Regions from separate parts of the Homo sapiens genome. Here region 1 is linked to region 2. A link is an interaction called in ENCODE POLR2A ChIA-PET data of the cell type or tissue named here. Cell type or tissue: Panc1. All regions are shown on one strand.

Evidence for each region. Peaks named below come from ENCODE experiments on the same cell type or tissue, not always from the same donor. Only the 100,000 strongest peaks of a DNase experiment are listed, where the experiment ranks them.
Region 1: POLR2A ChIA-PET joins it to region 2 with 15 read pairs; 2 of 35 experiments call an interaction of 5 or more read pairs at or near these places.

Annotation. Positions count from the first base shown.
Region 1 is chrX:103,825,609-103,833,608 of GRCh38, reverse strand. It overlaps RAB9B (RAB9B, member RAS oncogene family), which reads left to right and starts at 1,352. Exons shown (of 3, transcript NM_016370.4): 1 at 1,352-1,549; 2 at 6,531-6,604; 3 at 7,783-8,000. The coding sequence starts at 7,825. In Panc1, no CTCF peak of the experiment used is centred here; DNase peaks (open chromatin) are centred at 1,648 and 1,878; H3K4me3 peaks cover 1,337 bases; H3K27me3 peaks cover 527 bases.
Region 2 is chrX:103,326,023-103,334,022 of GRCh38, reverse strand. It overlaps TCEAL7 (transcription elongation factor A like 7), which reads right to left and starts at 3,784. Exons shown (of 3, transcript NM_152278.5): 1 at 3,719-3,784; 2 at 2,983-3,100; 3 at 1,697-2,646. The coding sequence starts at 2,619. The coding sequence ends at 2,317. RefSeq lists an enhancer at 2,769-3,268. In Panc1, no CTCF peak of the experiment used is centred here; no DNase peak of the experiment used is centred here.

The DNA.
Region 1 (8,000 bases), 500 kb before region 2:
TCATCAGAAGAGTGTTTTAGAGTGTATGTGTGGGGAACGGGGTTGGTTTAAATAGGAGCACATGAGATTCAGTTACATCAATTTATTTTATTTAAATATAACAACTATTAGTGATACAGCATTCATTCATATTCAGCAAATATTTTCTGAGCATGTCCTATGCAGCAAGCATTGCCCTAGGCTCTGTGCATACGGTGGTGAACACAAACGTTGTCCTTGACCTCATAGTCCTTCCCCACTATAGTTTAGTAGGGAAGACAGCTGTCAACCAAATAATCATACACTTAAATGTACCACCAAAAATGGGTAAGTGTTATGAAGGAAAAATACAGCAAGTTACAGGAGGCTACAAGAGTATAAACTGGGGCACCATCTCTATTCTGAGATTATCGAGAAAGGTTATCCTGAGAAGTGACATTTAAGCTGGGGCCTGCGGAGATTGATTGCACGATTGCCTTGTCAAGAGACAGAGGAAGAGTGGCCTAGATGGAAGTAGCGGGTATGTGTGAGGGCCTGGACGGGGTCATGAGATGAGTGAGGGCCTGTGCCACAAGGTCACAGGGTTTCGGGCAATGGGGAAGCTTCAGAGATGGAGCTGCCTGACAGAGAGGTGGAGTGCAGGCTAAATGACCTCAGGAGCTTTGTCCTTCTTCAATTCCAGGGGGAAAATCACAAACTAGTTGGAAGTACCAGAGGGCTACAGAAAACAACAAAAAGAGACTAGCTGGTCGGCTAGGCACAATTAAAACATCAAATTCTGCCCCAGCAGCAATTCCGGGAAATTCAAGTAATGCCCCCTGTGTGGCCCTCTAGAACTGTATCTGGTAAGAGTAAAGGGCAGTGTGTCCTCTATGCCTGCGCTACAGATGTGGACATTTTTTTTAATTGCCTGAAAATTTCATAAGCTGTAGCCAGTTAGAGGGCCTAGCAATGTGTTGTGATCATGTGTTTTCCTGAGTTATTTGAAACAAGAGGGTGTATGTACTACCCTCTTGGCAAAATTAAAGGATTTTGAGCTAGGATAAATGAGGTAGATCAGAGGATAATTGCAGGAAGTGGGGCAGTGGCTAGCCCTGCTTGAGGGCTTAGGCCCAGGCTGCAGAGGAGCTAAGTGGAAGAGCAATATTTGACGGTCTATTGCCGCTGTGCCTACTAATCGGCTAGGGGAGGAGAAGGAGGACAAGGGAGACCAGGGTTGGACGATGAGCATGAAAGAAGAGTGGGCGAGCCAGGGAGCGCTTGCCACATGGAGGGCGGGAGGCGGCTACACCGGGTCCCCACCGCCGAGAAAGGGGCACGAGGAGGCGGCGCGGGCCCCGCCCCCTCCCCTGGCGGGCGCGGGCGCGGGCTCGAGACGCTGCGCGGCGGCAGCGGCGGGCGCGAGCGGCAGCTGTCAGGCCACCGAGGTCCAAGCCGCACTTGCTGCCCCATTGAGGACGAGGAGGCAGCAGGAGCAGTGACGGTGACTCTAAGGAGCCGGATTCCCGGCACGCAGAGCTGACCTGCCTGGCACCCGCGGCCCTCTCCTGTTTCCTTCCCATTGTGTTGGGTAAGGTGCCTGTGCGTGGGCAGGAACAGGGGCTAGGGGCTGGAGGACCCGGAAGGCCGGGAGGTGGGGGGCCTGTGAGAAGAGGGAGAAAGGAAAGTCTAGTTGATCCCCAGGACCACTCGTAGCTTGAGAAAAGGGACTGAGCCGCTCCCGAGGTCGGAGTCGGGGGCAGGTGACAGTGCAGGGGGGCGTTGCTGAGTAATCCCGAGCTGCTGCCAGAGCCGAGCAGAGAGGCGCAGGGCTCCGTGGGGAGCGGGTGTGGCTCAGTGCGCATGCGCCACAGCCGACTAGCTCTAAGAGCTGGGGGTGAGGTGAGAGGACCTGGGTCGGAGGTAGTTGGGACTATGTGTGACATCTCACTTTCTAGGTCCGTAATGCTAACAGTGCCCCTGTCGTAGAGATGCCAGCATTCTTGTCTCCCAAGGAAGCTTTTTTTCCTTGTGTTCAGCTCGCTTGATGTCATCCAAACCTTATCTACCTATCTGTCCCTGGGCAGTCTACTGAGGAAGAAGTGTCCTGGGGACGATGCCAGATTGCTATCTAGTGTGCCTTTGGGCTTATAGCCCTAGAGCTGTCGTTGTGAGCAGTGAAAGGTTAGATGTGGGACTCCACATTGGACCCTTTGAGTTGCATATAGGATATAAATGTGGGCATGAATGTAGGAATAGCGTTTCAGTGGCATGACAGCTGTGGCATTTGGAGTCGGCATGGATGTAGCTGATAACTTGTTAGCTCTGCAAAATGAATCCAGTGCGTCAGAGGGTTTCCGCGCTACGAAGCACCCACCACCAGCACCAACGCCAAGTATTGGGTTGTATTGGAAACACACTCAAACATTCAATCATTTCTCATCCGTGTTGAATTTTACATAAATATAGCCGCGCCCAATTCTTCAGTGCAATATTTCCAATTATTGTGCCAGCATTCAACAGTGAGTTGAGTAGCCCTTACCAGTGTGTCGCCACAAGATGGGCTTTCCCCACAGGTCCAACCATGGCTCCTCCCCTGTACAGACTTCCAACAGTGCCACTCTCATCCAGTGCCTAGCCCTCCCCAGTTGCTCTTCCCCTATCGATCCCTGCAGTACACATCCCTTTCAAGACTTGCCTCCGAGCAATCTGCACTACTGATTTTGAGCATCATTCCACTCCATGGCAACTGAACTGATGCGAATTTGCTTTTCTGCCTCTCTTCTCTCCATCATCATACTAAAATGTACTATTTTCAAAGGTTCAACTTCTTTTTCTTCATTGTACTGCCTCCTCCCCCACCTCCACTCCCACCTCTAAGCATTCCCAACTAAATACAATAATTTGAATAAGGCTTTGTGGGTACTGCAGATTCAGAAGGTTTCAAGTGTGTTAAAGAACAAAGAGCTGGGGAGTATTGGTTATGGAAATTCCTAATTCACCTTACTCTCCAAGACTGAGACCCTGATGGGAAAAAAAAAAGTTAGTAAACTATCCTTAGAGCATGCTCATTAATGAGTTTGTGGGGGTAGGAAAGGGGAATTGCGTCTCTCGAATATTTTACTCAGTTAGAGTCAGATCTTTCTCTGAATGGGATCAAAATCAGAATAAGCGTTTTGGTCCAAATGCTCGCCCGACAGAGGACCCATAAGGGATGCATACGTCATTTGACTTTCCTATTTACGTATTTAGTGTTATCAAAGAATTCATTTGCCTGCTTAATGTTACCTTGTTTAAAGGTTTGGATTAAATCCGGCATATTCTGGGGGAGGAAAAAATGATTTCATTTGCTTTTACACTGTGCTAGTTCTTTTTAATTTAAGTATGTACTAAAGGACATGACATTCATTTTCAAACAATGATAAATGATTGTGGAGAGGCCAGCACCCACCGACAACATCAACTGGATATCATTATTCTGCTCTTGTTTTGGGTAGGAATGGGGAAATGTATATACTTATTTTTAAAATGTGAGAGTAGGGGGAGGAAAACTGGAGCATTTCCCTTGACTTTCAACAGGTGGAATTCCCATTACTCCCCATCCAGAAAATGATCGAGTCAAGTTCATAACTTCTGCTCTTTAGTTACCTTATAAATAATAGTATTTTGGCATCTTACAGAACTATGGATCTATTGTACCTTGGCATCAATTCAGAGGCATTAATTCTGGGCACCTACCTAATCATTTAATTGGTAAACAAATATTTATTATCTCCATGGAGGATCCTGGTGCTGCACACTGAAGGGGCTTCAAAGATGTATACAGTGAGCTTACTATCTAGGAATTTAAAATTGATCATGTAAGAAAGACAGGAAAAGTTTGTTAACAAAATAAGTCAGTATAATGACATTATTTCAACTGTAAACAATGAGATCCTGAGCTTGCATGTTAATTTGTAAACTCCCTGAGGGCAAGACCTTGCCTTAAACATTTATTAATTCCCAACAGTATCTACATCCAATGGATGTTTGAGTGATGAAGCTTTGCAAAGTAGATTGAGTGGGGAGACACCAGAAGCAGGGAGAGAAGAACTTTCACAATAGATTAGATGTGAGAAATTGTGGGCCAAAATGAGGATGGTAGCACAGGACTAGAAAATGATACTTCAAGGGAAAATCAGCAGGATTGAATGAAGGCAAGGAGACAAATCTAAACTGTATTCATTTTTACTTCTAGAAAATAAATGGGAGTTGGAGACAGCAGAGGAGAGTGGAGGGTTTCCTTAGTAAGGACACAACACACAATAGGCACTGTAGTGTTTTCTCAAATATCAGTAGCAAGATTGGACCAGAAGACCCTGAAGGTCCCTTCAATGCTGAGATTCTGTGCCATATGCAGATGTTCAAGCTTGTTGAGGAACAAGGCATTCTCAAATATGGAAGAAAGAGAAAAGGAAGAATTCTTATACTTTCACTAGCAGGCCCTTTCTGAGAAGGGTTAATACTGAGCCACAAGGCCCCCACCAGTGCATGAAAGGAGGTGGAGGAGCCAGAGGAATAAAAATCTCAAACCAAATTTTTCAAAAAATGCTTACAAATCTTTGCAAACTTCATAAGCTTTTCATTCTCCCCCAAAATCCTGTTAAGTAGGGCAGGTATTATCTGCTCTATTTTTATGTAAGAAGATACTGAAACAGAAAGATTAAATGACCTGCCCAAGTTCATAAAATAAATGAATGGTGTAACAGTGATGAAGACCCTGGTGTCCTGATTACTGCCAGCTAGCTCAGTGCTCTTGACACTGAACCACATTGCTTTTCCTCTTTTTCCCTTGGCATAGAGCCTATAGGCCCAGAAGTTATGTGTGCACATAACCAAATAGGGAATGCACAAGCAACTGCAGCATTATCTCAGACAGTTATTAATACATCATCATTATTCCTGGAGCTGAGCATTTGGTTTCCATATTCACTCAGTCCTTGACCTGTCTATTGAGTTTATCTGCAACTGGGAGAATAGGGTCAGTGAGTCTTTTAATGATGTGAACGCCTGTTTGCTAGGAACTCAAGGAAGCTTGTGTGGCCTGGACGCTTAATACTAGCCATCAGAATCATGCCCAAGTTTGTACTTCTGTTGCTTTTCAAAATGAGAGTTCAAGAGTTTTGCTCTGTAAAATTATCCTACAGACCAGTATAAAAAAATAAAAAAGTGTGCTAACACTTGTTTCATCTCCATTTAAAGAAATGTTTGTTACTTGAGCTAATTCCAAAGACAGCAATTTGGGAGCAGGAAAAAGAGGACAAAAATTAGGAATTGTAGGAAACTTGAGAATTCTGTAGAGTGTATATAAACCAAGAAGGAGGATAAAGCCTATCCATTTAGGAGATATTATTTAAATTCATAATTACTGATTTAGATATCTAATGAATCCTTATTATAAGTTTTATCTATATTTAGAAAATAACATGTGATTATTAAGCAGCAGATTTTTTTTTAAAGCTTCGTTCTTCCTCAGTAAGAAATAACACTACACAGATCTAGGCACTGTTTTTCTTCTTAAACCAGTACTCTTGATGCTGCTTAAATAAGATTCTTGCCATAATTAATTATAATATTAGATGAATGTATATTTAAATTTAATAACACCAGCTAAATATTAAAACTGGTGTTTAAGACAGATGAACTGCCAGGTACAGCGGCTCACGCCTGTGAACCCAGCACTTTGGGAACATGAGGTGGGCAGATCGTTTGAACCCAGGAGTTTGAAACCAACCTGGGCAACATGGTGAAACCCCATCTCTACAAAAACTACAAAACTTAGCCGGGCATGGTGGTGCATGCCCGTAGTCCCAGCTACTCAGAAGGCTGAGGTGGGAAGATTACTTGAGCCCAGGAGGTCGAGGCTGCAGTGAGCCATGACTGCACCACTGCACTCCAGCCTGGGTGACAGAATGAGACCTTGTCTCAAATTTAAAAAATAAATAAAGAAAAGAAAAATGACCTAAACTAATTAATAAAATAATTAGCCAAGATAATATACTTTATTGTAAACAGGAAGCCCACAAACACAATTTTTTTCTGCTCTCTAATTATGTGGAATCAATTGCAGAGACAACCTTGAGACAGACTGGTGAGTGCACTAACAACTTTCTTGGAGATGGGAACGTTGGTAGGTATAAAAGGAAGAAGTTTCATCTCCGACTTAGGATTTCAGCATATCTTAGATTGCTCTGTACTTTCCTTTTCCTGAATGTCATCTATTGTGAATATCATCTTTCTTTAATTTGCTTTTACTTTGAATGGAGAATTCAATTGAGAGACAATATAAAATGTAAAAAATTATATAAATTACAAATTAGGATAAGTTAAAGTTCTTGGAATAAAATTATTTTGCTTATGTTAAGCATAGGTAGCATTTTGAACTTTTATTTTTGAAAAGCACCCTCTGTAGGTTACTTGAGGTTGCTGTGGGTTCTTTTTTTTTTTCTGACTTGAATATATTTTTATATAGAGCCTTAACGTTATTTTATTATAGATTTTTTTAAAATAATGTTTTCTATTCTGTTTTATAGCACCCTAAAAAGAAAGAATAAAACAACAACAGGAAAAAAAGGAAAATATTTAAATTGTGACAAAAACCCACTGGGTAGGTATTTCAAGGGGGCACACTGTGGATTTGGGATATTTTAATATTTGATCTCTTAAAAATGAATATTTAGAAAAATATATAGCTAGTACATAGGCATTCCAAAATCATTTTAAGGGCTACTAAATTTTGTAAAATTATATTCAAATGTGTGTGCTTCCAGAAACTGTTTTGCATGCACTCCTTCGATTAGTGATTCGTTTTCATCCCTTTGGGTCTATTGTATAAATATCATCCAATTAACCTCATCACCGTTGAGTTCCCACAATAGACCTAGTGGGAAAGTACCTAACAGAATATAGGAAAAGGTAGTATTTGTTCAGTAAGCATTTGATCTTTTTATTTTAAGACACATTCTAGGTGTTCCATGTGTAGACATGTTGTGGAGGTAACAAGTAGGGTACTGTATAAATATTAGCACTTTAAATTTTGCAGTATGTTTTCAAATGTTGCTATTATGGAATTAAAACCTGAATCCAAAAACTAATAAGCTATTCAAGATTTCCTTCCTTCATGACAGCTGTTATATTGATATCAGTCAATTGTCATCAACTTAAATGCCATTGTTCCATGAAGAAAAAAATATAGAAGATCCTTACTTGAGAGGGTGTTCCTATCAATGCAAGTATAATGGGGTAAATGCCTGAAGAAACGTAACCTTGTTCTCTCTTTCAAATTCTGGGGTGCAGTCTAATTCTGGCCCAGACCTCTACCGACAGAATCAAGAATCCAGTTTATGTAGCTTTCTCTTCTCAGTAATTTTTGTATCCATCAGGAGCAGACTTCAAACCCCAAGTCAATTTCATACTATTTGTCTATTGTTTGGAACTGTCCAAACCGGAAGCTAAAGTTGTCACACATTTGAGTGGCATTCCTGTTCTAGGCTTCCTCTCCTAGAATTGGGTCAGAACTGAACCAAATTACAGGACCATCTGCTAGTCCATTTACCCATGGCACTCAGCCATTTTCCTGGCACAACAAAAGACCTCAGAAAAACAAGACCTATTTTTCCCCTTATGCAAAATTAGTGTTATTTCTTCTGCTGTACTACATCAATTAATGAGCATAAATCAGAGAAGTTGAATGAGAAGGCCTTATAATTCAGAGAAATTTGCTATGAAGTTGATTTCAGTTTCAGGTTTAACTGTTTTCCCTCCTACTTTTCCTTTTATTTTCAGGTTCTCTTGGTTACAAACTCCTTCCCTTCTGGTGCTGCAAAAATGAGTGGGAAATCCCTGCTCTTAAAGGTCATTCTCTTGGGTGATGGTGGAGTTGGGAAAAGTTCGCTTATGAACCGTTACGTAACCAACAAATTTGACTCCCAGGCTTTTCACACCATAGGGGTAGAGTTCTTAAATCGAGATCTGGAGGTAGATGGACGCTTTGTAACCCTCCA
Region 2 (8,000 bases):
TTCACAGGCATGATCATCGCACACTACAGCCTCAAACTCCTGGGCTCAAGTGATCCTTCTGCCTCAGCCTCCCCAGTAGCTGGGACTACAGGTGTGCACCAGCATGCCTGGCTAGAAATTTGCATTTTAGAAGCACTCCAGATGATTATAATGTAAGGAGATGACTTTTTGAGAGGGGCCAGCTATTTAACATTTGAATAATTTTATAGGCTGAATTTGGGGAATAATCCCTTTCTTACTGGGCTCCTTTTAAAAATATAGTTTCTAGAGGAGTTATTACCAACTTAATGTAATCAGAAGTAAAACTGGGCACTATAATTCTAAGTACACATTTATTAAATACCCACTGTATGTTAATTTATTAAATGCCCACTGTATGTTAATAAGATTAATAGATTAATAGAAGTATAATAAAAGATATGATGTCGTCTTTACTTTGAGATGCAAAATGTAAAAAATCCTGTTTAGAAATAATGCTTACATTTCTATACATTTACATATATATGCTTTGTAAGACTAATATATATATACTAATGTATATTAAGACTACATATTAATATATATACTTATATATGTAATGTAGACATTTATATATTATATATACTTACATATAATATGTAATATAGACATTTATATATTATATATACTAATATATATTAAGACTATATATATGCTTATATATTAGTCTTACAAAGCATATATATTAAGCTTAATATATATGTATTAGTATACATGTCTTACATAGCATATATATTTATATATGTATATGCACATATATATTTATATATGTATATGCACATACACATTTATGTGCATGTATACACACACACACACACACACACACACACACACATCTTAGTCTTATGAAGCATTTTTGCATGTTTCCAGGGAGAAAAAATGAAAAGCAGGGATTTGGTTTTAGATTTGTTTCCTATATCACATTGTGCAATTTACACATCTCCCAAGACTATTCTGAACACACTAAGTCAGGCCTGCCAGGAGCCTTCAGGAAGAGATTATCTCACAAGAGGACAAAGCCTCATTCCTTAGACTTAGAGCAGCAACTCTGAATACAGCATGATGCCTTTGACTTAAATTTATACCCTAGTCCAAATCCCAAGTGGACTCATCACATCTGACTCCTATGGAGAGGAAGGGTCTTGTGATTGAAAACAGATGGGGCTGTTTTACTAAGGGCTCTGAAAGACATTGTGGCCCAAGCAACCCTAGAGAAGTCCCACCTGTGTTAAATGTCACTATAAAGCACAGGAAGCTTTAGACGACAAGAGTCAGAGTTCAACCCACTGACGACTCCAGGGAATTCGGTTGGGTTTTGGCCCTGAATGACTGCAGTGCATCAGCAGCAGTGGGGCCAGCAGAGAGCACAGGGCCCAGCAGAAGAGGCAGCAGTGTTGGGCAGGTGTGGCAGGACCCAGGGGAGGAGACAGGGCTCAATAACAGAGGACTGATAGGGAAGCCCCCACCTCTGCCTACTGGACTTGTTCCGGAGTACAAGTTGAATCATGCCAGGCCCTCTCTGAAGTTATTGGTGTATTCTATAGTGGGTTGGGATTCTGTATGCACAGTGGGGAACAAGATCCCACTGAGCACAGCTGGTTACTGCCTCATTTCCTTCCCACAGCAGCCCTGTGAGGCAAATATTTTCCCTATGAAAAGACTGAGTCTTAAACGTGTGTATCTGTAATAATTACCAGTTTATTACTCTGGCTAAGAGATCCAGAGGTAATTGGAGGTTTACATTTCATTTTTACGCTTCTGTTATTGAGAGTTTATTAAGTGTTTCATTGCCTTCCAAAGGCGATTGACAAGTTCTTTTACTGTCTACTTTAGGGTTTTTTGTGACACAAGTAATATACACACATAAACATATATTCATTTTTTGGCAAGTGAGAAGATGCAGATAGGCAAAAAGAAAAAAAAAGAGATCACACAGAGATTCACTGTTAACCTTTGGTGTATAATAAAATCAGACACTTTCCTTTGCATTATGTCACATAGAAATGTACAAATAAAGTGTACATATATACACACATATATGTATACACTGTTTTGCAACTCGTTATTTTCACTTTGCAATATACAATGAGCATTTTTCCATGCAAATGAATGAGACCTCTTATTAAATGAATAAGATTGGGTCAAAAGATGAGATGTTGACAAGAGTCATATGTAAATCTCAGCAACATCGAATGACTGGAGTAAAACGATAGCAAATATTTATCAAGAAAGTGCAGACAAACAGAAAGCAGTGGCAACATTAATAACAGAAAATAATTGAATTGTCAGAGAAATTAATTAAATGGGATAAGGACGGTCCCGAGAATGCCTATGGTTAGAATGCAGAGCCCTAAATTTCTTTCTCAGACCCCTTATCTCTTCCAAACACCTTTCCATCTCATCTCCCTCCCTTGTCATTTCTTCATCTTTAAAATGCCTATAGTCTATGTCCTCTTTAAATTCTTCGAGAGACTGAAGCAGCCTCTGTCTAAAATTCCCTTCTGTTTGCTGGCGTTCAAATTCTCCATACGGGCGTTTTTCCTCCCTCTTTGGCACGCTGCACTTTGGCTTTCCTTCGTTTTCTTTGCAGGGTTTTTGCATGATGTTGTTGTTGTTTCCTGCTTAACTCTAGGGAGAAAATGTAAAGACAAATTGCTTCATTACTTTTGAATCACGATTGTCAGTTTCTCTCTGAGGCAAGATACTTTCCCATCTCTGCCCCACAGGTCCAGACCTCATAAGTCTGCGGCAGTTCCCTCCACCCTCTCATCTCCCCCTTTTCTCCCCTCCCACCTCAGGAACCCACCGTTTCCCCAGCAGACAAAGCTAATGGCCTCTCCAATAGGCAGGAGAGGCGGAGCAGAAAAGGAGATGGACTGCGAAGCCGCAAATTTCGCCTAGCTTTTGCCCCTTCCCGACTCCTATCCTCAGAGATCTCAGTCTAAGTGCCTCTCTCATACTGACCTGTGCGGGGTAGTTTCCTGCTCCTTTTCTTCCCCCAGATGTCTGTGAACACAGATCCTGGGACCTCCAAACAAAAAGGAAGGGGCGGGGAGGAAGGAGCTATCTGTGGATCAACCAGCTCCAGAGACAAGACAGACGTTATTATTTTGAACCTGGGATTCTCATCATCACCGTCATCGCCCCCCGGATTTCTACCTCCTGGCCCCTCCTTCCTGTCTGTATCCTTTCCTTCAGGATTTCCGTTTCCACTCCCCACTCCTCACCCTCAGGCCTGGGCCTTGCAAGGCCCGCGTCTCCCTCCTTCGCCCCGTCCCGCGCCCCACCCCACCACCACAGGCCGGCATTGAGTGAGGTGAACTATTTTCAAATGATCTCTAAATTTCTGTTGTCTCCATCCCGGGATTTCAGCCTTTCTCCACACACCAACACATACCCCAGGCCTAAAATTTTCTCTTAACAAAATTGGAGAAAGATGAGGAGAAGGATAAAAAGAAAGCATGCCAGGGTGAGAGAAGCCGATTATTTCAAAGCTGTCACTAAATCTCTAGGTGTCTCTCAAAAGATTTCGACCTACCCCCTTGCTTCCCCCTGCAAAAGATACAATTATCTCCGACGATTTTGCAGCGGTTTTGGGAAAGCAAGTCTGGACCTATTCCAGTCATTAGATTCACCCACTACTGACCCCGGGGGTCCAGTGGTTCCTTCACTCCAACCTGCTGGGATTTAAGGAATTTACCTCTTCCTTCCCTTGGCCACAAGCACGCACGGCACGCTTGTCTGCAGGGCAGTAAGGAGCTGGTACCCAGAGGAGAAAGAAGCCCGGGAATATAAGGACTTCGGTTCACGTCAGCTCCTGATCACGTGAGGATTATGTCATCCCCCATCTCTGGTCCCCACTTTCCCCTCCCACCAGCAGCGCTGCAGAAGTGGACCGGCTTACCAACCTCCCACCCCACACCACACCAGGCCCTGTCACTCATTTTTGTCTTTGCTAATTCCAGAGGTCAAAAGTGGCGCCTTCTCCCTGTGGTCAGAATTTGCCTTTCTCTGATTACCAGGGAGGGGCTGCATTTTCCCAAAGTTATATTAACCATTGTTACTTTTTTTGTGGTTGTGCTGAGAGGGAGGATTACTTATCCTTTTCTAAGCTACAAGAAAAGAAAAGTGGCAGTCTCCTCCATCCAATCGCCTCTCAGCCACTAATAGCCATCATTTCCCTTGGAGTCCAATCCTTGAAACCAGATTGGAGGGAATGGGGTGAATTAGGAAAGGAGGTAATGATTTGGATTGTGCTTCTTACTTTTGTTTTGATAATTTCTTATTCTTTTCCAATTTTTCCATAAACTTATTATATACTTTTAATAATCAGAAATATGATAAAGATATGTACATTTGGAAAAAGATTCCAGATAGGAGGATAAAAAGGCCAGCCACCTGTTTCTGCTGCTGAAGTCATAATATAAATATAGACCCTTTAGGCAGACATATTTTTTGAAGTTTAAGATGTACAGGTCAGTTGGAACCTACTCTTTTGAGGGGCTCCCGGGCATGTGAGGTCCTTCCATTAGGTGAGTCACTGAGACCATAATCCTACAGCACCTTGCCCTTAGATTTCCAGATCGCAACTGTAAGTCACAAATTTTAACTAGTTTGAGCTCAGTATCATGCCCTCTTTCTTCCAGTTTATACCATACACATAACCCTTTTTTCTTCAATACTGTACCCCTAATATCCCAACTTTTTTCAACACTCTCATTCAGAAAAGAATAGTTTTTCATTTTCCCTAGACATCTCCATCCTATTTATGTTTTCCATGACCTTATTTAGCCATACTGATGTATTGAAAGCTACTTGTAGTACTAACAAAAATTAGTCACATTTAGCCACCCAACACACTAAACTTTTTGTTGCTAAGGATTTGGGTACTTGTCTAAGTAGATTTGCTCTTGATTTGTTAGCTTGAAATATATGCAATAGAAAGGGAGATGTGTAAACTTCTCATAAGTTGTTTTTAGGAAGATTGCAGCTCATTATGAATATAAAGTTACCACTAATCAGTTTGATATAAATGACTCCAGAAAAAAGTTCAGTGGTCAGAAAAAAGTCTTAAAAACAGTAGAGCATCATTGTCACAGTTATTAAGGAATGACTAGTTGTGATAGAGGCAAAAAATTCGTTTGTGGGGAGAAAAATTCCTGAATCCTCTGTGAACAGCTTTTCATGCAGATGGTTAGACTCAGAGTTATAAAATGGCTGAAGGATTCGGGTGTTGAAGACTTTGCATATTAGTAAGAAGAATGGCATTGGACAAATCCTAGTTTGAATTAATTGTACTTACTTAGCTTTTGTATAAACTTGAATGTAAAACTTGGATACTGCAACTTCTCTGTGCTTCATCTATAAAATGAGGCTAATAGTTTGAAGTATCTCACAGAGTTTTCAGGACTAAATTACATATTTAATATGTGTAAAACATTTAATACATGACTGACAAGTACCAAGGCAGCCTGAAGCCTAAATATGTGGGGGCAGGTCTGGCACCAGGGATGGGGGAGGTGGGTGAAGCTGAAGCCTGCAGCCCAGGGGGTCAGTTTGGCAGTGGGGCAGGCCTAGACACTGAGTTTTTAGAGCAGGCCTGGAGCCTGGGGCTGTGGGATCCAGACTAGTGCTAAAGCAGGCCTGGAGGCTCAGTCTGCAGGTACTGGCCTAGAGTCTGGGACCATGGGGGCGGGTCCAGTGCTGGGTATTACTGGGATGGGCCTAGTGTTGGGATCCAAGAAAAAGTCTGGTGTTCACTTCCTTCTCCTTCCCCCAAGTGGATGGTACCTCCAAGCTGTGCAGCCTGGGGTTCAGGAAGGGGTGATGTGGGTAATGTAAAACTTTCCTTCCTATCCTTTTCAATGTGTTTTTTTCTTATTTCTGTTCTATACCCAGGTGCTGTAATCTGCCAACTGGTTTCCTTAGCTCTTGCGAAATTATTTTTGTGCCCAGATAGTTGTTCAGATTATGTTTCTGTGGGAGGATGAGTGCAGGAAAGTCCTGTTCTGCCATTTTGCTGACATCTAGCTCCTCACATCTCAATTAATTTTTAATAAGGCATGAAAAAAGGGTAAAAAGGAACAATAATAAGATGGGACATCTGCAAGCAAATAGCAAAATACTAGTTTTAAATCCAATTGTATTAATCATTACATCAAACATTAATTGCCTAAGCATGCCCGCTAAAAAAGAAGAGTGTAGTGGTTGACTTTGGGTGTCAGCTTGACTAGATTAAGGGTTACTCAGATAGCTGTTAAAGCATTATTTATTCTCAGTGCTTCAGTGGGCACTGAGCCAGTCTCTCTTCTGCTCAAAGGGAAACCTAGGTGATTTTGCTTTCGATTAAAATGATTGGGCTTCCTCAGGTGTGTCTGTGAGGGTATTTCCAGAGGAGATTTACATGTGAATTGGTGGATTGAGTGGGGGAAGAGGGCAGCCTCAATGTGAGTGGGCACCATCTAACCGGCTGAAGGACCAATGGAACAAAAAGGTGGAGGAAAGGTGAATTTTCACCATTTCTCTACTGGAGTTAGGAAAATCTTCTTCTGCTGCCCATGGACATCATAACTCCAGGTTCTCTGGCCTTTGAACTCCAGGAACTACACCAGCAGCCACCCCCCACAACCCTCACCATACACCCAACCTGGGGCTCTCAGACCTTTGGCCTCAGACTGATAATTACACCATTGGATTCCATGGTTCTGAGGTCTTTGGAATTGGATTGAGCCACACTATCAGCCTTCCTCACTCTCCGGCTTGCAGACAGACTATTGTAGGACTTCTCAGCCTCCATAATTAAGTGAGCCAATTCCCCTAATAAATCCCTTTTCATATATTTCTTTATGTATTCTACCAGTTCTGTCTTTCTGAGGAACACTGACTAAAACAGAGAGATTGACAGATTGGGTAAAAATGCCAAACCACTTGTTTGCTTTTTATAAGAAACAGGCTTTTCTTTTCTTTTCTTTTTTTAACTTTTATTTTAGGTTCATGAGTATACATACAGGTTTTTTTTTTTTGTTTGTTTTTTGTTTTTTGTTTTGAGACGGAGTCTCGCTCTGTTGCCCAGGCTGGAGTGCAGTGGCACGATCTCAGCTCACTGCAAGCTCCGCCTCCCGGGTTCACGCCATTCTCCTGCCTCAGCCCCTCGAGTAGCTGGGACTACAGGCTCCCGCCACCACGCCCAGCTAATTTTTTGTATTTTTAGTAGAGACGGGGCTTCACCGTGTTAGCCAGGATGGTCTCTATCTCTTGACCTCATGATCCGCCTGCCTCGGCCTCCCAAAGTGCTGGGATTACAGGCGTGAGCCACCGCACCCAGCCACATACAGGCTTTTTATATAGGTAAATTGCATGTCATGGGGGTTTGGTGTATAGATTGTTTTGTCACCCAGGTTAATAAGCATAGTACCCAATAGGTAGTTTTTTCTATCCTCACTCTCCTGCCACCCTCCACCCTCAAGTAGGCCCTGGTGTCTGTTGTTCCTTTCTTTGTGTTCATATGTATTCAATGTTTAGCTCCTACTTATAAGCAAGAATGTGTGGTATTTGGTTTTATGCAGAAACACATTTACAGACACACATTGGTTAATAGTAAAAGAATGAAAAAAGAAATAGTATGGAAACACAAATCATAAGAAAGATGGAATGGTTAGATTAATATCAGCACAGTAGATTTCAGAGCAAGAAATGTCCATGGACAGATGAATGAATAAATAAAGCATGGTATATACATACAATGGGATATTATACAGCCTTAAAAAGAAAGTAAATTCTGATACATGCTACAACATCGACAAACCTTGAAGACATTATGTTAAGTGAAATAAGCCAGGCAGAAAAGGATTGATATTTTACGTTTCCACTTATATGAGGTACCTAGAGTAGTCAAATTCATAGAGACAGAAAGTAGAACAGCAGTTGCCAGAGGCTAGGGGAAGCAAAAAAATGGGGAGTTACTATTTAACGGGCACAAAGTT